3 separate regions of the Homo sapiens genome follow, and regions 2 and 3 are each linked to region 1. Evidence: chromatin loops called from intact Hi-C (ENCODE). Cell type or tissue: gastrocnemius medialis. All regions are shown on one strand.

Region 1 (8,000 bases):
GGCTGCTCAACATATGAGGCAACGGCTGGTCCTTAGAGCTGAACAGATCAATGTATTGGGTACTGATAAGGTAAAAAGAAAACACCTGGGCGGCTGGAAGCTGACAGCTAACCACAGTATTCCCAATTGAGCAAACAATTTTGAGAATATAAATACCCAGATAAGGCCACTCTGTGACCATAGTAGAAGAAGACAGAGATAAGACTACCATGTAAATGTTTCTGAAACTAGAGAAAAGAACTCTCAAGAAACATAAAAAATAATGAAACATCCCCCTCTTCTGGCTAACACAGATGACTACTATTTTTTAAATCCTCTCACTTCCAAAAAAAAAATGTACCAAAATATCCAACATCTTACTTCCTGAGAGCATCCAATCTAGAACTGATCTCTGCTTTCCCTAAACCTTCCTAAGAGTCACCCAGCACAAGCTGAAATCCTATAATAAGATTCTGAAATCCTATAATAAGATTCTGAAATCCTATAAGAAAATCCTCCTGGCTCCTTGAGATGACCCACAGTTCTGTGGCTATGGTGCTCTCCTTTGCTGCAGTATGTTAAATAAACCTAACGTTCCTCAGACCCAAGTGTGTTCCTATTAGGCACTGACTGAAAGGCTTTGACTTTAAACTTTGTAAAGTGTGTCACGACTTATTGTTTCAGGTGTTTTGTCCCAAGTCATGGTCCTGTTACCTCTCACTTAGATCAGAACTGGTTTCTTTGAATCCAGTCCTCCATGATACAATTTATTCTACACATTGTTGCTTATTTAATACTTTTAAAGTCCAATGCTGATCAGACCAATTTGCCCACTTAGAAACATGAGTTACTTCCTACTGCCAGCAAAATCAATTCCATCTTCAAGGTCCTGCATGATCCAATTCCAGCTTCCCTTCCTGGGACCCATATTAGCCCTACATCCATCAAAACACATTCAATTGCCATTCTTCAAATAGTTCCATGCCTTTTTATAACTGTAGCTTTGATACTATCTCTTGTCTTAGAAGACCCTCATTTCCTTGCCCAACAGATGCCTACCAACCTTCAAGTCTGACTCAAATGGCACCTCTGGGTTGGAGGTCTATGGTGATCACCTGATCTGATTTCCCTCTCCTTTGGGCCCCTGTGGCATTTTCTCTGTGCCTCTTGCTTACTGTATGCTGCCTTATATTGAATGTATTTACAGAAAAAACATAGTGGTGAAGTACAGGGAACACTAAAATAGAAAAAAAATGAGCTCTAATATAGGCTCTTATTTGGGAAAAAAGATTTAATATCTGTTCTGTTTACCTCACAGAGACGTAAAAATAAAATGTAATTTAAGTATGTAAAAACAATTGACAATTAAGTGATAAACAAATATATTAATGTATATATTATATCCGCTATCTCTACTATTACATCAATCCAAGATTAAACAAATAAATTTTAAACTAAAATTGTTCTGAATGCTGTGAAGGAGTGGTACATCATGCTATGTGGTAACAGGTGAAGCTGTTCTGGTCAGGAACGTTGGGCTGAGCACTGAAGAAAGAAGGGAAGTTAAGAAGGCAAAGAAGGAGGAGAAATTAGAGTTCAGGCAGAGGGGATAGCATATGCTAAAGCTCTATGACAAGGAAAAGCATGGCACATTGGGGAAACTGAAAGGTCAATATGACTGATGCTAGCAAATATGAGAAAGTATGTAAGATGAGACTATAGTGGTAGTAAAGGCAGCCTATGTTTGTAGGGGAACAGTTCCACCATGGCACCATGGCAATTGCATATCTCCATATAGGCCATGTAGGTAAGACTCAACTGTTGGCAGAATGCCCCATGATCATCCTTAAAAATGGCAAGATAGGTAGTCTTGTGAGGAGCTATCAAAGGCCATTTCACATTTGCTCCATACCTTGCAGAAGACCCTCGATCTTGCAGAAGACTTGCCATGCGGCAGTTTCTCATCTGCCTCCCTGATTCCACTAAGGTATGGAACTTTCCATTTTGCCCCTTTCAGATAAAACTGCTTAGCTGAAGCCTAGAGTTCACTTCTCAAAAACAAAGCAACCCACCACTCATGTTGTCTGTCATCTGACCCCCCTAGTTTGGTATCATCCTGTGGAATTGGGGATGTAAGCAGCTAATACCATGCTGATCTTGCTTTGCCATCTGTGTAAGTAATAAACTGTTTAAATCCATTAGGGTGTCCTTACCAGCCAAATCTACAGAAGTGAGGCAAGACCACATAGCAGCTACCACTACATTGCTGCTTAGGGACTGGTTGACCATGTGACCATATAGAACCTTCTAGGGGATGCTAATGATTTAGATTCTAAGAGCTATGGGAAGCCACTGAAATGTTTTAACCGAAGAGGGGGCACAATCAGATCTGCATTGTGAAAAACGTCACCATATAGAGTGTAATATGGAGAACAGATTTGAGATAAGACAGAAAGGATGCAAGAAAACCAGTACAAGTCTAAGCAGAAATCATGGTAACTCCAGAGTGGTGGTGGTAGTAGAGTTACAGAGAATAGACTGATTTGAGAGATATACAGAAGGTAAAAATATTTTTAATGCAGAATCAAGTGGAGTGGTTTTCTTTCTTGAGCAGCATATTGCTTCCCCTGAAGTTTTGCAGCCTTCCTTTTTGTCTAGCAATATCCATCTTGTTTCTTTAAGTTCACTCAATAGTTGAAGGGTAAAAGCAAATACATGGGAATACCTCACCCATTTATTCCCCCCTCATCAATGCCTCCTTCCTTGAACCCTCTATCTGCCTCCTAATGCAATCTAGACCTGTCCTGTAACTGTCACCTTTGAACTTCCTTTCATTAAGTTCCTGGGCTGAATCTACTACAAATGGATTCTTGGGCTTTTTCTTTCTTGTTTTACTGGTGCTCAATTTTGAGCAACTGCCTAAGAAAGGATGTATAAGAATAAAATTTTCTGAATCTTTGAATGTATTAAGGCATCTTTATATTACTTTCATACTTAGTAGTTTGGCTGGGCATAGAACATAAGGTTGAAAATCATTTTTCCCTTGGAATTTTATTTTTTATTATTACAGTTTTGGAGACAGGGTCTCGCTCTGTCACCCAGGCTGGAGTGCAGGTGTGAGACCACAGCTCACCGCAGCCTCGAACTCTTGGGCGCACGCACTCCTGCCTTCTCATTCTTCCAAGTAGCTGAGATTACAGGCACAAACCACTGTGCCTGGCTTCCCCCTGGAATTTTAAATCAATTGACTTTTAGCATCCAACATTGCTCACTAAAAGACTATTACATTTTTAAATTTTTGTGCCTCGTAAGCATTTACAATTTTGTCTTTATCCACAATGTTCTGAAATATTGCAATTAGCTTTATTTGTAGACCTTTCATTCATCCTAACTAGCATTAAGTAAGACTTTTTAATGTGAAGATTTCTGTCTCACTTCAGTTCTGAAAACGTTTCTCAAATTATTTCTTCTGATTTGTTTGTTCTTTCTTGAACACTTATAAGTTAGATACTGGGTTCTTAAATTGCCCCCCTTTTCTCTTATATTTTCTGTCTCCTTGACTTTTTGCTTTCATTGAGAAGGTATTGACTTTATGTTCGAGACCTCCGGTTTTCCTTCCAAACATAATTTTTGCTTCTCTGTGCTTGCTCTGGTTCTTTTTATTTTAAAATGGCATCCTATTCAGTTTTGTGGTTGCAATTTAATCTTTAATTTCTCGGACGTTACTAAAGTTTTATATTAGGTTTTATTACATTCCTGAATTATCCTGTTGCTCTTTCATCCATTTTCTATTTCCTTATTTTGGACTTTCACACATTCTACATTTTCCTAAAATGTCTCATCACCCTTGGTTGTCTGCCTATAAGGTTCCTATTATATCTCCATTTCACCTATGAGAAAATTAATTCTTACAGAGGTTAAGTAAGATGCTCAAGACTATGCTGTTAGTAAGTAGCAAATTTGAGATTCTAATTCAAGGTAGTCTAATTCCAGAGACTGATCTATCAACAATTCTCTCTCTAGTTGTACCAGTTGCTTTAGCTCTCCCAGAGGATTCATTTAAGTTATTTAGAGAAGGAACCTTTGTTTTGAGGTGGGAAGACTTGGAAGAAAAGCTTTGCAAGTTGCTGTTTTAAAATGAAGAATAAAGAGTTGCCTTTGGGTCTTAAATACTAAAGAACTTCTAAAAAAGATGCATGTCTAAACGCTGCCACAAGGTGGTGCACAATGACTAAGCACATTTGCTCCCAGTGGCAGCAACTAGGATCTGGGACTCTAATTAGAGAGATTCCGAGGGCTCCCAAAAATTTCAAGGCAAAGTTGGCAAGTCTTGTCAGGAATGAGGACTGTATGCAAGTTTTGTTTGTTTGTTTATAGAACACTAGCACATGGATACTACCTGACGAAATCTTTTTGCTGTATTTTTGTTACGAATGGTACTTTGAAAATAAAAGTGCTCCCTTTACCCTGCCGCCCTCCCTACCTCCTGAGAATTGTCTGAATTTATCTTATTAGCAAATATAAGCTTACAGATATTGGTAATTAGAAAGATAAGGTTCTCAGAAAAAAAATAATCTAAGCTGTACTCTTCTGAGAAAAAGTCTGGCTCTATCACCTAGGCAGGAGTGCAGTGGCACCATCACGGCTCACTGAAACTTCAGCCTCCCAGGCTCAAGTGATCCTCCCAACTCAGCCCCCTCAGTAGCTGGGACTACAGGCATGCACCACCACACCCAGCTAATTTTTGTATTTTTTGTAGAGACAGGGTTTGTAAAGACCAGCCATGTTGCCCAGGCTGGTCTCGAACCTGTAAGTTCAAGCAATCCACCCACTTCGGCCTCCCAAAGTGCTGAGACTACAGGTGTGAGTCACTGTGCCCAGCCTAAGCTGCACTCTTAAGTATACTCTAAAGATAGCAGATTCCATATTCCATCACTGTCATAATCTGAGGTGCAAATATTTTCATAGTTTTGCCACATATTGTATTAATTTACATGTTATAAAGTCTCTAGTTCCAAGCATTTAAAGTAAATTTATTAATAATATCAAATAGAAATGTATTGAAAGAAAATACTTAAAATTACTTTAACAGAGTCATTAACAGGTGGCGGGGCAAGGGTCACTTCTTTAAAAAAAGAAGTCCAGACAATAAATAAAAAATAGCAAGAATCTCTGTCACACTTAGCATAACTTTCTAATTATAAATTCAAATAATTTGGTCTGTGCAGAAGCTACTGGAGTATTTTTTTAGTATTACTTTCACTTTTGCAGTTCTCCATTTATGCTAATCATAGATTTATGCAATTCATGGTTTTACTTTTTTTAATGATGAGAGAGTCTCCTTTTCATTTTTCTGTCAAATATTTTACTATCATTTTGTTATTTATTTATGCAGAAAAGGAATACACTGAACTGGAGTCCTTGATTTTGCAACTTAATGCACATACACACCAAAGAATATAAAGAAAAGTAGACTGCCTTTTAACTAGTATTTAAATGTACACACAATGTGCCTGAGGACTGGCTTTATCCTTGTATTCATTCAACTACATTAATTATTATTATTATTATATTATTATTATTTTTTTTTTGAGATAGAGTTTTGCCTTTGTTGCCCAGGCTGGAGTGCAGTGGTGCAATCTCAACTCACTGCAACCTCCGCCCAAGGCTCAAGTGATTCACCTGCCTCAGCCTCCCGAGTAGCTCGTATTACATGGGATTACAGGTGCCTGCCACCATGCCCAGCTAATTTTTGTATTTTTAGTAGAGATGGGGTTTCACCACATTGGCCAGGCTAGTCTGGAATTCCTGACCTCAGGTGATCTGCCTGCCTTCGGCCTCCCAAATTGTTGAGATTACAGGTGTGAGCCACTGTACCTAGCTCCAAGACATTCATATTCAGAATAATACTGCAAATGAAGATAAATGTATTAATGTCAAATAGATTTTCTTCAAATTAAGCAAAGCCTGTAATTCTTATTTAGAATGCATTTAAAGGATAAGAAGTTTAAATGCCTAATCTTCATATACTGAGAGCAGGCCTGAAAATTTTTTAATTTTTGTTTTTACAACTTAAAAATATGTCTCACATTGCCATATATTAAAAATAACAAAAATGTTCTTCCTCAAATTATACAAGAATTTTATCTCTTGGAACTATAACCATATGTGAGAAACTGCAGCTAAAAGAATGTTTTCAAAAAGTTTGATATGGTTTGGCTGTGTCCTCACCCAAATCTCATCTTGATTTGCAGCTCCCATAATTTCCACATGTTGTGGGAGAGACCTGGGGGAGATAATTGAATCATGGGGGCAGTTTCCCCCATACTGTTCTTGTGGTAGTGAATAAGTCTCACAAGATTTGATGATTTTATAAGGGGTCTCTCCTTTCGGCTGGCTCTCATTCTCTCTTGTCTGCCACCATGTAAGACGTGCCTTTCACTTTCTGCCATGATTGTGAGGCCTCCCCAGCCACGTGGAACTGTGAGCCCATCGAACCTCATTTTCTTTATAAATTACCCAGTCTCAGTTATGTCTTTATCAGCAGCATGAAAACGGACTAATATAAGTTGTAGAAAGCATGAAAAGAATTTTTCATTATTTTATATTCCCTAAGGTGCATGTTTTTGTTTTTATATATAGTCCTATAATTTGATGATATACAAAATTGAAACATTTGTTCAACTTGAAAGCATATTTGGAAATAGCCATTTAGCAATTATATTCTCTGAACTAAATATCAGTTTGTATCATTTAATAACACCATTTGACAAGGGATTAGAACAACTGAAATTTGGATTGTTTTGAAAAGGCCCAAATTTGGTGTCACAGCCTTAGTAGGGTAATCTATTGCCCCTTAATTGTGTCAGTTACTAAGAAAGAGTGTATGTATGTTAGGTTTAGAGGTATAATTGTGTATCTTTATCCAGGGATATATAAATTTGCATATAAAAATTGAATTGTACAATACGGATGTGCATAAGTTCCTAAGATTTGGATGATTACATACAGTAGCCCCCTTCATCCATGATTTTGCTTTCCACAGTTTCAGTTACCCAAGGTCAACTCTGGTCCGAAAATATTACATGAAAATTTTCAGAAATAAATATTTCATAAGTTTTAAATTGTACATCATTCTGAGTAGCATGATAGAATCTCAGGCTGTCCCACTTCACTCTGTCCTGGATGTGAATCATTCCTTTGCCCAGCATATCCAGGCTGTATATGCTACCCACCCCTTAGTCACTTGGTAGGTGTCTCAATGATCAAATCGACGGTCATGGTATCACAGTACTTGTGTTCAAGTAACCCTTGTTTTACTTAGTAATGGCCCCAAAGCACAAGAGTAGCAATGCTGGCAATTTGGATGTGCCAAAGAGAAGCTGTAGTTTCCTTTAAGTGAAAAGGTGAAAGTTCTTGACTTAATAAGGAAATTATATATATAGAGTTCAGTACTACCCACAACAGAGAAATATCAGCACCCCTAGAAACTATCTTTCTGTCCTATTCTAGTCAACTTTGTCAAGAGTAATCTTTATCTTGACTTTTAACAGCACAGATTAGTATATTAGTTTTCTAGGGTGGCTATAACAAAGTACCACACACTGGATGGCTTAAAACAACAGAAATTTATTCTTTCACAGTTCTGAAGATTAAAAGTCTGAAATAAGTTGCTGGCAGAGCCATACTCCCTCTGAATTCTCTAGGAGAGGATCCTTCCTCAACTCTTCCAGTTTCTGATAGCTCTAGACATTTCTTGGCTTGTGGGAGCATAACTATAATCTCTGCCTCTGTCTTTGCATGGCTGTCTTTCCTCTGTATTGGTATTCTTATGGAGTTTTCTTGGTGTCTGTGTCTTTTTGCCTTTTCATATAAGGACACCAGTCATATTGGATTAGGATGCAGTCATATTGGATTAGGGTCCACCTTAACTTGATTATATCTGTAAACTCTATTCCAGATAAGATCACATTCACGACCGAGGAGCCAAGATGGCCGAATAGGAACATCTCCAGTCTACA
Region 2 (8,000 bases), 650 kb after region 1:
CATTCTGTTGTCCCTGTATAATTTTCTCCTTTGTGGGTGACTTTGAGGCTAGTGGCCTGAGCTCAGACAGACCCACATCTGAGGTTGGTCAGCCTCAAGTCCTGACCCAGCACCATCTTTTACTTTCATTTTAGCCATTGCAGATAACAATAACCAATGAATTAAATATCTTAACTCCACTTGTAACTTTTACCTTTAGTAACTGATCTCAACACAGCTGTGGCTTCATACCGTGGGTGACCACGTGGCCACCCAGAAATCAAAGATTTCTCATCCCCACCCTTTTATTGTTTCTCTTCCCAAACCACATGTTTCCATGAGTCAGAGCCATTCCAGCAAATCCTGCTTCACTGACATCAGTTGTGTAGGGAAAACTCTAACTGTGTTTTTCCTCTACTCTCACACCACAACAATCATCAACACAAAAGGAGACTTCTGTGACCATATGTATGGGTTTATTTTCCCCTGGACACCAAGCAGTGGACACCATCTGGGTGTCTTCTAATTCAGTTCCAACACTGTCTACCGGAATAGTGTCAGATCCCACAGGTTGAGACCAAGACTGGCCCCCCACCCACCCACACACACCAGTCTCACGTCCAGGCCTCCAGAACTTCTAACCAACTGGCTTCAAGTTGGGGTTCCTATGTCCCCCTCTTTGAGTTTGATTAATTCGCTGGAGTGGCTCACAGAACTCAGGGAAACACTTACTTGTGTTTACCGGTTTATTATAAAGCATATTGCAAAGGATACAGATGAAGAAACACGTAGGGCAAAGTATGGGTGAAGGGTGTGGAGTTTCCATGCCCTCCCTGGGTGCGCCACCCTCCAGGAACCTCTGTGTGTTCAGCTGTCTGGAATCTCTGTATCATCAATTTCTGCCTCCATTTTCACATGGTCTTCTCCACTTTTGTCTGTGTTTGTCCTCTGAGTGTCTCTTATAAGGACACTTGTCATTGGATTTAGGACCCACTTGGATAACCCAGAATGAGCTAATTTGAAGATTTTTTTTAAATTTATTATTATCATTGAGACAGAGCCTCCCTCTATTACCCAGACTAGAGTGCAGTGGCGTGACCTTGGCACACTGCAACCTCTGCCTCCTGGGCTTAAGCCATCCTCCTACCTCAGGCTCCTGAGTGGCCAAGACTACAAGCACACACCACCATGCCCAGCTAATTCTTGTATTTTTTGTAGAAACTAGGGTTTCACTATATTGCCCAGGCATGTCTCGAACTCCTGACCTCATGATCCACCTGCCTCAGCCTCCCAAAGTGCTGGGATTACAGGCATGAGCCACCACTTAGGCTGGGTGAGGTGGTTCATGCCTGTAATCCCAACACTTTGGGAGGCCAAGGTAGGAGGATCACTTGAGCCCAGGAGTTTGAGACCAGCCTGGGCAACATAGAGAGGCTCCATCTCTACCAAAAACAAAAAAATTTTAAAAATTAGGCCAGGTGTGGTGGTGCATACCTATAGTCCTAGCTACTCAGGAAGCTGAGGCAGGAAGATCACCTGAGCCCAGGAGCTGATCCTATGCACTATAGAATGTGCAGCTATGCACTATATATATGCAGCTATATATATGCAGCTATGCACTATAGCCTGGTGATAGGGTAAGACCTTGGAGGGGAGGGGAGGGGAGGGGAGAAGGAGAGGGAGGGGAGAAGGAGAGGGAGGGGAGAAGGAGAGGGAGGGGAGAAGGAGAGGGAGGGGGAGGAAGAGAGAGAAAAAGAGAAAGAGAGAAATAGAAAAAAGGAAGGAAGGAGAATAATAAAAATTTGCTGATTCCTTCAATTTTTTTTTCCAGTAAGAAAACTGAGGTCCAACAATATGAATAAAGTAACCCAAGGTCAACAGCTAGCAATGACAAAGCCCAGGCCCTCCATCTTAAAAAAAACTCATGCCTTTCCCCTGCCTTTAGTGATCATAACAATCACCCTGCATGTATGGATTTTACTTTCTAAACCACTATCATAATCATTATCTCATTTCATCTTCATACCAACTCCATGAAGCAGGTGTTATACTCATTTACACAGGAGGAAAGTGAGGCTCAGAGGCCAGGAATTTGAGGCCAGCCTGGCCAACATGGTGAAACACCGTCTCTACTAAAAATACAAAAATTCAGCATCACTTGCTGAAGGTCACATAACCCGTAAGCAGCTAAACTAGGACCACACCCAAGAATCCAGCTTCTGAAGCCTAAATTCTTTCTTATATGCCACATGGCACTATAGCAAAGTACAATGAATCAAGTGAACTTTGTTAAATCATTTTTCTGCCAATAGAAGTCTGTGCTAAAAGGACACCAATCAGTTGCTTACGGTAAACTTGGAAAACCTAACCAGCGGTTGGGCATGGTGGCTTATGCCTGTAATCCTAGCACTTTTGGAGGCTGAGGAGGGTAGATTGCTTGAGATCAGGAGTTCAAGACCAGCCTAGGCAACATGGCAAAACACTACCTCTACAAAAATTATAAAAATTAGCCGGGTGTGGTGGCGCACACCTGTGACCCCAGCTACTGGGGAGGCTAAGATAGGAGGATTGCTGGAGCCCAGGAGGTCAAGGCTACAGTGAGTGTGATTGCACCACAGCACTCCAGCCTGGGCGACAGAGCCAGACCCTGTCTCAACAAAAGAAAGAAAAAGAAAACTTAACAGCAATATTTAATGAATTTAAGTGCTAGTTTTTACATGTAGGTAATTTTTCTGCTATTTCACTTCAGTATTCCAGATCCATCCAGGGCTCAGTGCACGCACAATTCTCATTAATGCTCATGTGAATTGCATACACCAGCTCTCCACAGAAAATACACTCAAAAGCACTCATCATTTAAGAGGCAGAAACTTCCAGGTACATGCTGTCACATGATCAGGAGCCCTGACTGTCTTCCCTACTTCACAGGGGCATCATAAAATATTGTTTGTGGGCCAGGCACGGTGGCTCACGCCTGTAACCCCAGCACTTTGGGAGGCCGAGGCAGGTGGATCACGAGGTCAGGAGATCGAGACCATCTTGGCTAACATGGTGAAACCCCGTCTCTACTAAAAACACAAAAAATTAGCCGGGTGTGGTGGCGGGCGCCTATAGTCCCAGCTACTCGGGAGGCTGAGGCAGGAGAACGGCATGAACCCGGGAGGCAGAGCTTGCAGTGAGCCAAGATTGCACCACTGCACTCCAGCCTGGGCGACAGAGCGAGACTCCGTCACACACACACACACACACACACACACACACACACACATATGTGTGTGTGTGTATACACACATACGTATGTGTGTATATATACACAGTTTGTGAAAGTATTTTGTCTGCTATAATGTACTCTTCAAATATAAAGCAGTAGTATTACTGCTTCCAAAAGGTGATACAGAATAACGCTGCCATTGACAAAGTATGTGTGCATATTCTGCCACCTCGTGGCTAAAAGAAGAAATCATTTTTAATATTTATGCTTCTGGTATTAAGGTAAAATAAGTGAAAGGAACCTTGTTCATATTTTTGGAAACGTCGAACCAAGGCAGAATCTCATTCTGTTGCCCAGGTTGGAGTGCAGTGGTATGATCATAGCTTATTGAAGCCTCAATCTCCTGGGCTCAAGCGGTCCTCCCACCTCAGCCTCCCAGGTAACTGGGACCACAGGTGCCATGCCACCACGCTTGGCTAATTAAAAAATTTTTTTTGTAGAGACAGGGTCTTGCTATGTTAGTCAGGCTGGTCTCAAGTTCCTGGCCTCAAGCAATCCTCCCGCCACGGCCTCTCAAAATGCTGAGATTACAGGCATGAGCCACCACATCTGGCACCCAATTTATCCAATTAATTTCAATATTTACTGAATCTATTAACTTTATATCTTTAATGCAGTAGGAAAACACAGCACCGGAAACATAATTAGATAATTTAAATTTACTTGAACTAAAATTTATGACCTGCCTAACACCACATTTTTTCAAGTCAGGTCTGGTTTTTTTCAAGCATATATTCATTGCACATGAGAGTAGTTATTGGGAGCTACTCTGCTGGGGATACAGCAGAGAAGCCAGCACAAGTTCCTGCTTTCAATGGAGCTTACATTATAGTGGGGAAGATAAACAATAAACAGATAAATACAAAATATGTTAGTTGATGATGAATTTAATGAAGAGAAATGGAGTTGAGCAGGGGGAATCGAGTGTGACTGGCAAGGCCATGTGTGCTCCACTTCAGACAGGGCTGTCAGGGAAGGCCTGGGTGCAGGGAGAGTATTTCAGGCTGGGGAAACAGAAGGGGCAAATTCCTGATGCTGGGAAATATTTGATGTGATTGAAAAACAGCAAGGAAGCAGCAAGGAAGCCAGTGGAGCAGAGTGAGTAGGCGGGTTTTAGGGGACGAGGTCAGAGAGGTGGTGGGGATGCCAGCTTGGTGTAGCCATGGTTAGGACTTCAGACTTGGCATTGGGATTTCTAGGTGAGATGGGAGTCACAGTGTGATTTTAAGTAGTGGAGTGACCTATAATCCTGGGTAACTCTCTCACAAACAAAAGATAATACCAAATAACCTGAGAGACAAGTTTAATAGAATGCCTGGTGAGAAATGGTTACCATAAGAATATAAAATTGTTCAAAATATTTATAAAAACAGCTCTTTTAAGAGAACTCAGGGTTATAGAGAAAGAATGCATGGCATCTTTACACTGAAACAAGTTACATCAGGCTGGACATGGTGGCTCACGCCTATAATCCCAACACTTTGGGAGGCCACGGCGGGAGGTTTGCTTAAGCCCAGGAGTATGAGACCAGCCTGTGCAACATAGTAAGGACTCATCTCTATTAAAAATAAAAAAAATTAGCCGAGTGTGGTGGTACACACCTGTAGTCCCAGCTACTCGAGAGGCTGAGGCAGAAGGATCGCTTGAGCCCAGGAGATGGAGGCAGCAGTGAGCTGTGATCACGCCACTGCACTCCAGCTTGGGCAACACTGTCTCAAAAACAAAACAAACAACCAAGAAAAGAAATGAAAAAAAAAAGAGAGAGAGAGAGAGAGAGAAACAAGTTATATCAGGCAAACCAAAGCTATTTTTACTTAGGATTGTCTCTGAAAAAAAGAAAGCTTTCACAATAGTACATAAATTCTCAAGACACTCTTCAATGAAGAAATAAATACTTCCTGAATGTCCACTATATGCAGGTAACCTGAAAAGGCAGGTTACAAGACAGGGCTCCTGCTTTAAAGTCACCTATAATTCAACTGAGGAGATAAAACATATGCATATAAAATAATATCATAAGGAAACGTACAAATTCTGAAGGAGAGCTGGAGACAAGGCAGTGGCATTTGGCAGGAGGAGCTATGCTAATGCCGGGCTGCAGAAGAATGCAGGGTCAGGCAGGAATGGAGGCAGGGAAAACAGGGCAGGGCTGGGGTCCAGGAACAGTGATCTTGGTCTGGGCCAAAAGCCAAGAAAGACCAGGAGTCAAGAGGCCATACTTGGGATTAGAGACTCAGAGAATTTTAAAGGGGAAGAAAAATTGGAGATGATTGAATCCAGGTTTCCTGTTTCACAAAAGAGGAAAATCAGATCAATCAAGATTTCACTGGTTAGTGACAGAGCTGGTCCTAGAACAAAGACCGCTGAGTTTTTGTTTTGTTTTGTTTTGTTTTGTGTTTTCTGAGATGGAGTTTCCCTCTTGTTTCCCAGGCTGGAGTGCAACGGCGTGGTCTCGGCTCACTGCAACCTCTGTCTCCCAGTTCAAGCAATTCTCTGGTCTCAGCCTCCCGAGTAGCTGGAATTACAGGTGCCTGCCACCACGCCCAGATACTTTTTTGTATTTTTAGTAGAGACTGGGTTTCACCATGTTGGCCAGGCTGGTCTCCAACTCCTGACCTCAGGTGATCCACCCACCTCAGCCTCCCAAAGTGTTGGGATTGCAGGCGTGAGCCACTGCACCTGGCTGATCCTTGGGTTTTTAGTCCATTGCTTTTGCACATCACCACCAGGAAAATGACAGTGGACCTATGGAATTCTCAAAATTGCAAAGCAGGGTTGGAAGTGAGCCTCATGGGACCATGAAGAGAACACAGATCATCATGATGGGCTAGAAGCAGGATGCAGATCTAGGAATTAGGTGGTCAGCAAGATGGAAAGAAGTAGCTAGGCCACAGGAGAGTAACTGACCAGTATCTTGAGGACAAATTAAGTGGGCCCAATGCTTGGCAAGGGTAAGAAATCCTGACCCTGTAAACCTGAGCAAGAGGCACGTAGAGAGCAGACAGAATTCAGACTATTCTGAGATGGGGAGGGGCACAGGAAGAGTCATCCAGTGAGAAATCATGCACAGGGGAGTGGGGTGATGGAAAGGTATCATTCCATCTTTCCTAATAATGATGGTACAATCATTTGTCTTTTATTTGGTGGTGGTGGGGGAGGAGCGTGTAAACTGATATGCTTTGGACTTGGTTTTTAGTCTTTAAAAGTTATACTTTTTTGTCAGATATGACTCCTACATGGATAGTACTGGCTAATAAAAGATGCAACTATTTGGGGATATGAAGATGTGTCACCTTTTTTATGTCAGATAATTGAGGTTTTCTATCACTTTTGTTCTACAAAGAAATTGTTAATGTATGTTTCCCGTCAATCTTCAAGTATTACTAAAATTACTAGATCTTTTCTGAAAGATTTTATGGAAAAAAAAAGATTACTACAGAGAACAGACAGAGAAAGGAATACCCCCTTTTCCTATGGACCAAGAGAGAAGTTGGCCTACCCTGTTATTATCACTGAGGCAGGGGGAAAACATGGTCTTTTTTCTGTTCCAGGATCCAACACAGGATGATAATACATTGCATTTAGAAAGATGTCTATTGACAAACAGAAATTCTTAATTTTGTTTTGTTATTTTGTTTTGTTTTATTTGTTTGTTTGTTTTTTGAGACGGAGTTTCACTCTTGTTGCCCAGGCTGGAGTGCAGTGGCACAATCTTAGCTCACTGCAACCTCCGCCTCCCAGGTTCAAGCGATTCTCCTGCCTCAGCCTCCCAAGTAGCTGAGATTACAGGCATGCGCCACCACGCCCAGCTAATTTTTTTGTATTATTAGTAGAGACAGGGGTTTCACCATGTTGGCCAGGCCAGTCTCGAACTCCTGACCTCAGGTGATCCACCTGCCTCAGCCTATAGGTGTGAGCCACGGTGCCAGGCCTTGTTTTGTTTTTTGAAACAGATTCTCATTCTGTCTGTCACCCAGGCTGGCTCAGTAACAGCTCACTACAACCTTGAACTCCAGGGTTCAAGCAGTCCTCATGCCTCAGCCTCCCAAGTAGCTGGGACTACAGGCGTGTGCCACTACATCCAGGTTTTAAAAAAAAAATGTTTTAGCTGGGCACTCATGTCTGTAATCCCAGCACTTTGGGAGGCCGAGGTGGGTGGGATCATCTGAGGTCAGGAGCTCAAGACCAGCCTAGCCAACATGGTGAAACACCATCTTTACTAAAAATACTAAAAATACAAAAATACAAAAATACAAAAAAAAGTACTAAAAATACAAAAAAAATTAGCTGGGTGTGGTGGTGGGTGGCTGTAATTTCAGCTACTCAGGAGGCTGAGGCAGGAGAATCACTTGAACCCAGGAGGTGGAGGTTACAGTGAGCCAAGATTTTGCCATTGTACTCCAGCCTGGGCAATGAGAGCAAAACTCCATCTCAAAAAAAAAATTTTTTTTGGAGAGATGGGGGTTCTCACTATGTTGCCCAGGCTAGCCTTGAATTCTTGGCCTCAAGCAATCCTCCCACCTCAGCCTCCCAAACTACTAGGATTACAGGTGGGAGCCAACATGCCCGGCCTTGATTTTAGCAGTCAAATTTATCTACATCTTCTTTTTATACATAACATTTTTACTGTCTTAAGACACTTTTTCCCAACCAAGTCACCTATGTTTTCTATTAAAAGTTTTCTTAAATTATTGTTTTTGACATTTAAGTTTTTAATCCATCTGGAGTTGATTTTTTTTTTAATTTTATG
Region 3 (8,000 bases), 1.0 Mb after region 1:
TTTACCTTCAGCCACATTATGACACAGCTAGAAGGCCCTTGCCAGATGCCAGCGCCTTAATTGCAGACTTCCCAGCCTCCAGAACTGTGAACCAATGAATTTCTGTTCATTATAAATCACCCAGTCTTAGGTATTCTGTTATATCAGCACAAATGGATTAAGACAAGCATCAATAACTCAATGGTCTATAAAACTGGTGATGTAACGTCGTTCGTACTAGTAATGGGGAGAACATGAGAACACCTTGCTAGACTCAACATGCTAAGACTGACTTCTACATCTGAACTATTCCATTGAATTCTGAATGTTTGAGGGCTGGTGCTAGTCTATGATGTTGTTTTCATTAGTTCAAAGAAAAAATCAAGAAATACAGTCATTTTTTCACACAGCTCTATTTGTTTTATTTAGAAAACCAAACTTTATTCTGTGATTAAGCCTTTCCTATTTCTTTAGTTAAAATACCTTTTCTTTTATGAAATAATGGGTTTTATAAATGGTAAAAAACTTTTTTTTTGAGACAGGGTGTCTGTCACCCAGGCTGGAGTACAGTGGCACAATAATAGTGCACTGTAACCTCAAACTCCTGGGCTCAAAGGATCCTCCTGCCACAGCCTCCCAAGTAGCTGGGACTACAGGCACACACCACTGTGCCCAGCTAACTTTTTTATTTTTTGTAGAGACAGGGTCTCACTATGTTGCCTAGGCTGGTCTCAAACTCCTGAGCTCAAGCAATCTCCCAGCTTGACCTCCCAAAGTGTTAGGATTACAGGTGCGAGCCACCACGTCTGGCTGTAAATTTTTTTTTAAATGTCCTAACCTGACAAGTAGGAAGCTAAAAATAGTATTAGTCTCCAAAATTAAAATATTATTTTATATTCTATTTTTTAGAGACGAGGTCTTGCTATGTTGCCCAGGCTGGTCTTGTACTCCTGGCCTCAAGTGATCCTCCTGCCTCAGCCTCCCAAGTAGCCAAAATTTAAAAATTACTGGTCCATGTAATTAATCTAGTCTATCACTGTCCAATAGAAATATAACACAGCCCCATATATAATTTAAGATCTTTTAGTAGACACATGAAAAAAGTAGTAAGAATGGGAGAGATGATTTTAATAATTTATCTTAACCCAGTATATCTGAAATATTGTCATTTCAACATGTTATCAATATAAAAATTGAGGTATTTTACTGTTTTTTTTTTTTAAATAACAAGTCTTCAAAATCCAGGGGATATTTTATAATTAAAGTATATCTGAATTTGGACCAGCCATATGTCAAGTGCTACAGCCATATTGAACAGTAGATGTTTAGTCTATAGTACCCATGGAGGGAATGCTATTGGGTGGATACTCTACCACTATTTTTGTGGTCCAGTTGGATGTTCTGTCTGGTGGTCTTTCTGCTGCTTCCTTTGAAAGAGTAAAACACAATTTCTCCACAGAGCTACCTATATCTATTTCCCACACTCACCCTGAGCTACATGTATCTATTTCCCCCACTTTCATTATTCACCTACTATGATGAATAAGGCAATACAAAGAAGAATATAAAGTAAATGAATGGATTTTGGTTTTATAATTATTTTATTAATTAATTTCTTAAAGACAGGGTCTTGCTCTGTTGCCCAGACTGGAGTACAGTGGCCAATCATCATTCACTGCAGCCTCACACTCCTGGATTCAACCCATCCTCTAGCCTCAGCTTCCCAAGCAGTAGCACTACAGGTATATGCCACTACATCTAGCTAATTTTTAAATTTTTTTATAGAGATGGGGGTCTCACTATGTTGCCAAGGCTCGTCTCAAACTCCTGGCCCCAAGCAATCCTCTCACTTCAGTCTCCCAAAGTGATGGGATTACATGTGTGAGCCACTACACCCGGCCTATAATTTTTTAAAATATAAATGTCTCAAGTTCCCATGCTGTATCAACTGAACCCCACATTCTTCTAAAATTCAAAATCTGAAACTAGATTTCTATTTACATGTCAAACAAAGTGAAGAAACATAAAATAACTGAACTATCAATTACTTAAGTCCACTGTGAGATGTTCTTAAAATTATACTTACAATTTCAGTAATTCATCCTTTAACTTTTCATTTTCCAGTGAGTTTTCTTTGTTATCAATGACTTCTTCCACAAAAGGCTTAGTGAACTCTATTAAGGCCTTGCAACACTGACAAAGGCCATAGTCATCCATTTGTATTTGTTCTTTTGAGTATGGAACAGGAAGAAGAGATAGCTGATTCCAAAGGGTAGACAATGCTAATCCAATTGAATATGCCTTGTTATGAAGTTTCTGAATCACTAAAACAGAGATCAAGTTGTCGCTCATCAAGTATGCTAAACATGGGACAAGAAATTCGGCAAATGTGGAATTATAAGACACTTCCTCCTCCCACATTTTAACAACTCTTGAATCAAGATGACACATCACAGTCTAATTGGCAGTGTTTTTTTCTTCTTAGTTGTGCATAAAATAATACAGCATCTTGCCATGAAATGCTGTTTAGGTTATGTTTATAACAGACTATGTGTAACAGGCTATGTACTTAAGACAGAAACATGTTCTTTCCATGTTTTTGGGTTGTTATAAGCACAAAATATAAGTGTATTGTAAACTATAAAGCACTACACAAATAGGAGGTGGTATTATTAGATTTTTTTTCCCTAGAAGACTGAATATTACAGGTAGTATGAAGCTGGCAGGCATTCATATTTAAAACAAATTTAATTTCTGATTCTAGGTCCCTCTATCAGATTGTGAGATAAACGAATTTCCTAAAATGAAAAATAACCTCTTCCTATGGATACTGTCTGCCTTGGTTGCTAAGACCCATTACCTACCAATACTGTTACTGCACTCAGCCATGGAGCCTTATCATCCCATATCTCCTCGTTTCATTCTTCAGTAGTAGCTTTGCTATGCCCAATCCAACCTCCCAAAGCAGAGGCTGAGCAATGCCTTGCCTGATACTCTTCCAGACTACCATAATGCTATCAGATTTAGTACTGCAGACACCACAGAGGTAACCCTTGAAACATGTTTAGAGAGAAAATTCTAGATTTAAGCAGCAGATAGGAAGGTTAGGCAAAAAGGTATAGTTTTCAATATAGCACATGAAAAATAGTATGACATTCAACAGAATATTTACTGGGTACCCACTCTGGCCAGATACTATAATCTTTCTATGAGCAGCAGTATTCACATTGGCATTGCTATTATTGGTTTAAGCAGAGTACTCACTAATTAGCTGTAAACTTTACTTTGGTGTAGTATTGACATTTTGAGGTAACCATCAAGGCATTTAGAGATACAACAAGAAGTACTCTGATATCAAAATTCTCATTACCTGTTTGTAATGGCTGAAGCAAAAGAAGAATACTTTGGGATATCTGTTTTCCAGAGGGCTCTTCAATCAGTTCAAGCAAACCCAACAATAATTCCTTTGGATTGCATAACTATAAAAATATTCACAATTGAACCTGTTTAATACAAGTTGTATTTAAAGCCACATTATTACTATTTTTAAGAAGGCATGTATCGACAAAATATTATACAATTATGTTTTTGCTTAACATTAAAATTATTTATACAATTGTTGAAAAAATATGCATGAGCAAAACACAGAATCTGTGATGGTCAAGTAACTATAAAACTAAAAAGCAAGAAGTCAATGGATCTTTAGGCTCAGGTTTCCTTTGAGCTTCACCTGTCCACTCTGAAATTGCCTTAACAGATTCTCAGGGGCTCCAGCAGGTGGGACCTTTCAATCCCATGCTGCAAGCCTATTTAGACTAGTCTGGAATCTCTTTTGTATTTTTTGAACAGGTAAAACTTTGCATTGCTTTCTGACTGGCCATATCTTATCATCTCACTTGACTGGTTTTTTAAAAGCTCCCAGCTCCCATAGTCAATAACTCATACAGATGGAGCTCTCCTTCCAATATATATTTGGGTATATTTGCACTGATCACTAAACAGTTTCTTATAATATACTTTTTCTCAGAATTTATCTTTCTTGGCCATCAAATATTGACTGTAAACTCTACTAGCCTTTTACCCAGGGTCGCTTTCTAAGGTTGTTAGTCACAACTGATCTGTATTCTACCCTATTCCTACTTCAATTTTAATCACTTGTATTCTAGGCCTTCCATTTTCTTTTAGGGAACATACCACAAAGGAAAGAGGACTGAGATTTTAATCTAGTTCCAATGTTGCCAAAAGATAAATGTGACCTTGAACTACCTCTCTAAAGCTTGTATTCCACATCTATACGATAAGGCTACTTGTTAAGATATAGCTTCCCAGGTCTCTCCCTGGAGATGCTGAATCAATGGGTCCGATATGAGGTTAATATGAGGTTAGACAATTCTTTTATCCAGAAAATTTGGGAAATCCTGAAATGGAATTGCCTATCCAATCAATAAGACTGGGTCTTTTCTCCAACGAGTTCCTTTCTGCATGTACTTTCATGAACCAAAAGCTTTCTTACCAAACAATAAACATTAAAGGGAATTATAAAATACTGCTGTGTGTTATGATAAAGAGAACCTTGTTTTGTTAACTTACCTTTACCAATAAATCAAAGATCAAAAAATAAACTTTTCTTTTACTATCCTCTTTATCTTTACACAAAAGGCATCGAACAACAGGACCAACGAGATTCCAGCCCATATTCTTGATGATGACCTGTAAAAACATTTTCAGAGTAAAGCAAACACTGCCATCTATAGGACTCTCGCAGTGTGCTTTCCTATCTTGGAAGAGCTCAGAATTGTTTCTGAAATAGGAAGATGAGACAAGTGAAGCCTATGACATTTCACCAGAGACTTTCCAGGGTTGGCTACTAACAGACATCAACATTTTTAAATAGTTTTTAATATGTTCCCTGAGGAAAGGCAAAAGGGTCTTTACTTTTTATCAGGCAAGTTGGTGTTTCCCAAGATTTAAATAGTGCCTCTATTTCCAACAAAAGAGTTAATTTGCTTAATACAGGTACTTAACTTCCACAGACAATTTTGCTCCCCTTATTCATAAAGAAATCCAGCCAATGCTCATGTACCTTTTAAAGTTCTTGGAGTCTCTAAATATAATCCTTGTAATTTATAAAAAAAAGAAGGGATACAACTTCATTAATTTTCTCTCCTACATACAAGTGGCTTCTATGTTCAAAGATATTTCAGAATGCTTACCATACAAGTAAAAGTTTATCTTTATAATGACTAATTCACATTCATTATCAAAACCACTAATTCTCAAAGGATCAACAATGTATTCCACTTCTCTGGCCTGCTTTGTATTTTAACTCATCAGTATTTACCAAGCCTACACTATAATATTCTAGAGGTTAGAAATAAAGTGAGGAACACACTGGATAAGATCACTACCCTCCTAGAGTCCTTCTTTAAAAGCACGGTGGTTGGCTGGGTGCAGTGGCTCATGTCTCTAATCCCAGCACCTTAGGAGGCTGAGGCAGGAGGATCACTTGAGCCCAGGAGTTTGAGACCAGCCTGGGCAACCTAGTGAGACCCTGTCTCTGTTTTTTAAAGTTAAATACATTCTTATTTATTTATTTATTTTGAAACTGAGTCTCGCTCTGTCGCCCAGGCTGGAGTGCAGTGGCGCTGTCCCAGCTCACTGCAAGCTCTGCTTCCTGGGTTCATGTCATTCTCCTGTCTCAGCCCCCCAAGTAGCTGGGGCTACAGGCACCCGCCACCATGCCTGGCTAATTTTTTGCCTTTTTTTTTTTTTTTTTTAGTAGAGATGGGGTTTCACCATGTTAGCCAGGATGGTCTCGATCTCCTGACCTCGTGATCCGCCCACCTCAGCCTCCCAAAGTGCTGGGATTACAGGCGTGAGCCACCGCACCCCGTCTTTTCTTTTCTTTTTTTTTTTTTTTTTAAGCATGGTGGCTCATGCCTGTAATCCCAACACTTTGGGAGGCTGAGGTGGGTGGATCACTTGAGCTCAGGAGTTCAAGACCAGCCTGGGCAACACGGCCAAACCCTGTGTATAAAATACAAAAATTAGCTGGGTCTGGTGGCACACGCTTGTAGCCCCAGCTACTTGGGAGGATGAGTGGGAGGATGGCTTGAGCCTGGGAGGCGAGGTAGCAGTGAGTTGTGATCACACCACTGCAAACCAGCCTGGGTGACAGAGACAGACCCTATCTCAAAAAAATATATAAATAATGAAAAAGCAGATCTAACCCATCTGACAAGAGATTAATAACCAGAATAGAAAAGAAGCTCAAACAACACTAAAGGAAAAAATCTAATAATCCGATTAAAAAATTGGCAAAAGATTTGAATAGACATTTCCCAAAAGGCATACAAATGGCAAACAAGCATATGAAAAGGTACGCATCATTATCATCAGAGAAATGCAAATCAAAACTACAATGGGATATCATCTCACCCCAGTTAAAATGGCTTATATACAAAAGACAGTCAATAACAAATGCTGGCAAGGATGTGGAGAAAAGGAAACCCTCATATATTGTCGCGACATGTATTGTCGCGATCTCAGCTCACTGCAAGCTCCACCTCCTGGGTTCACGTCATTCTCCTGTCTCAGCCTCCCAAGTAGCTGGGGCTACAGGTGCCCGCCACCACTCCCGGCTAATTTTTTGTATTTTTTTTTTTAGATATTGTTGGTAGGAATGTAAATTACTACAACCATTAATGAGAACAGTTTGGCAGTTCCTCAAAAAATACAAAAATAGAGCTACCATATGATCCAGCAATCCCACTGCTGGGTATATACCCAAAAGAAAGGATATCACTATATTGAAGAGATATTTGCACTCCCATGTTCATTGCAGCACTATTTACAATATCTCAGATATGGAAGCAACCTAAGTGTCCATCAACAGATGAATGGATAAAGAAAATGTGGTACACATACACAATGGAGTACTATTTGGCCACAAAAATGAATGACATCCTGTCATTTGCAATAACATGGATGGGACTGTAGACCATTATGTTAAGTGAAAGAAGTCAGGCACAGAAAAACATTGAACGTTCTCACTTTTTTGTGGGATCTGAAAACCAAAACAACTGAACTCACGGACGTAGAGAGTAGGAGGATGGTTACCAGAGGCTGAAAATGGTAGTGGGAGGCAGGGAAGATGGCTAATGGGTACCAAAAAAAAAAAAAAAAGTTATAAGTAATGAATAAGACCTACTATTTGATAGCACAACAGGGTGACTATAGTCAATAACTAATTGTACATTTTAAAGTAAATGAGTATAATTGGTTTGTTTGTAACACAGAGGATAAATGCTTGAGGGGATGGATACCCCATTCTCTATGATATTCTTATTACACATTGCATGTCTATATCAAAACATCTCATGTACCCATCAATATATATGCCTTCTATGTACCCACAAAAATTAGAATTTTTTTAAAAAAAATCTGATCTAGGAAGAAGACAAAATGACACCTATAATACCTCATCTTGACCCCAGTCTTGTAAGATAATAAAAATAGAGTATACGATACAGTAGTCTCCCCACTTATCTGCAGGGGGTACATTCCAGGACCCCCAGTGGATGCCTGAAACCATGAATAGTACCAAACACTATATATAAATACTATACATGCATATCTGTGACAAAGTTTAATTTATGAGATTAACAATAACTACAACAATTATAATATACTGTAATAAATAGTATGTGAATGGTCTCTCACAAAGCAGTAAATAGTAAATCTTTTTATTTTTATTTTTTTTCTTTAATTCAGTCTTATAGGTGAAGATAATAGTAAATCTTGGTCAATTTTGATAGTGTCACCTGGCAAGAAAATTAAATTGTAGTCAGTTTTTTGTTGTTGTTGTTGTTGAGATGGGGTCTCACTGTTTCCCAGGCTGGAGTGCAGTGGTACGATCTTGGCTCACTGCAGCCTCCACCTCCTGGGTTCAAGCAATCCCCCCATCTCAGTCTCCCGAGTAGCTGGGATTACAGGGGCGCACCATCACGCCCAGCTAATTT

Evidence for each region. A loop is a pair of places that touch in the nucleus more often than their neighbours do. Peaks named below come from ENCODE experiments on the same cell type or tissue, not always from the same donor. Only the 100,000 strongest peaks of a DNase experiment are listed, where the experiment ranks them.
Region 2: a loop joins it to region 1, with 5 times the contacts of the local background. A loop is called at or near these places in 66 of 110 quality-filtered maps.
Region 3: it touches region 1 in a loop (22-fold over the local background); 21 of 110 quality-filtered maps call a loop at or near these places.

What each region holds. Positions count from the first base shown.
Region 1 is chr1:91,278,691-91,286,690 of GRCh38, forward strand. The region is part of intron 30 of HFM1 (helicase for meiosis 1); the gene reads right to left. Among named protein-coding and RNA genes, the nearest start is that of HFM1, 120 kb to the right of the region's middle. In gastrocnemius medialis, a CTCF peak has its summit at 4,195 (motif pointing right); a DNase peak (open chromatin) is centred at 4,211; H3K4me3 peaks cover 485 bases; H3K27ac peaks cover 1,145 bases.
Region 2 is chr1:91,924,057-91,932,056 of GRCh38, forward strand. No RefSeq gene overlaps it. Among named protein-coding and RNA genes, the nearest start is that of BRDT, 21 kb to the right of the region's middle. In gastrocnemius medialis, CTCF peaks have their summits at 3,433 (motif pointing left) and 3,633; no DNase peak of the experiment used is centred here.
Region 3 is chr1:92,286,849-92,294,848 of GRCh38, forward strand. GLMN (glomulin, FKBP associated protein) reads right to left here. Exons shown (of 19, transcript NM_053274.3): 4 at 4,570-4,689; 5 at 3,350-3,458; 6 at 2,066-2,303. Among named protein-coding and RNA genes, the nearest start is that of GLMN, 8.1 kb to the right of the region's middle. In gastrocnemius medialis, a CTCF peak has its summit at 4,719 (motif pointing left); no DNase peak of the experiment used is centred here.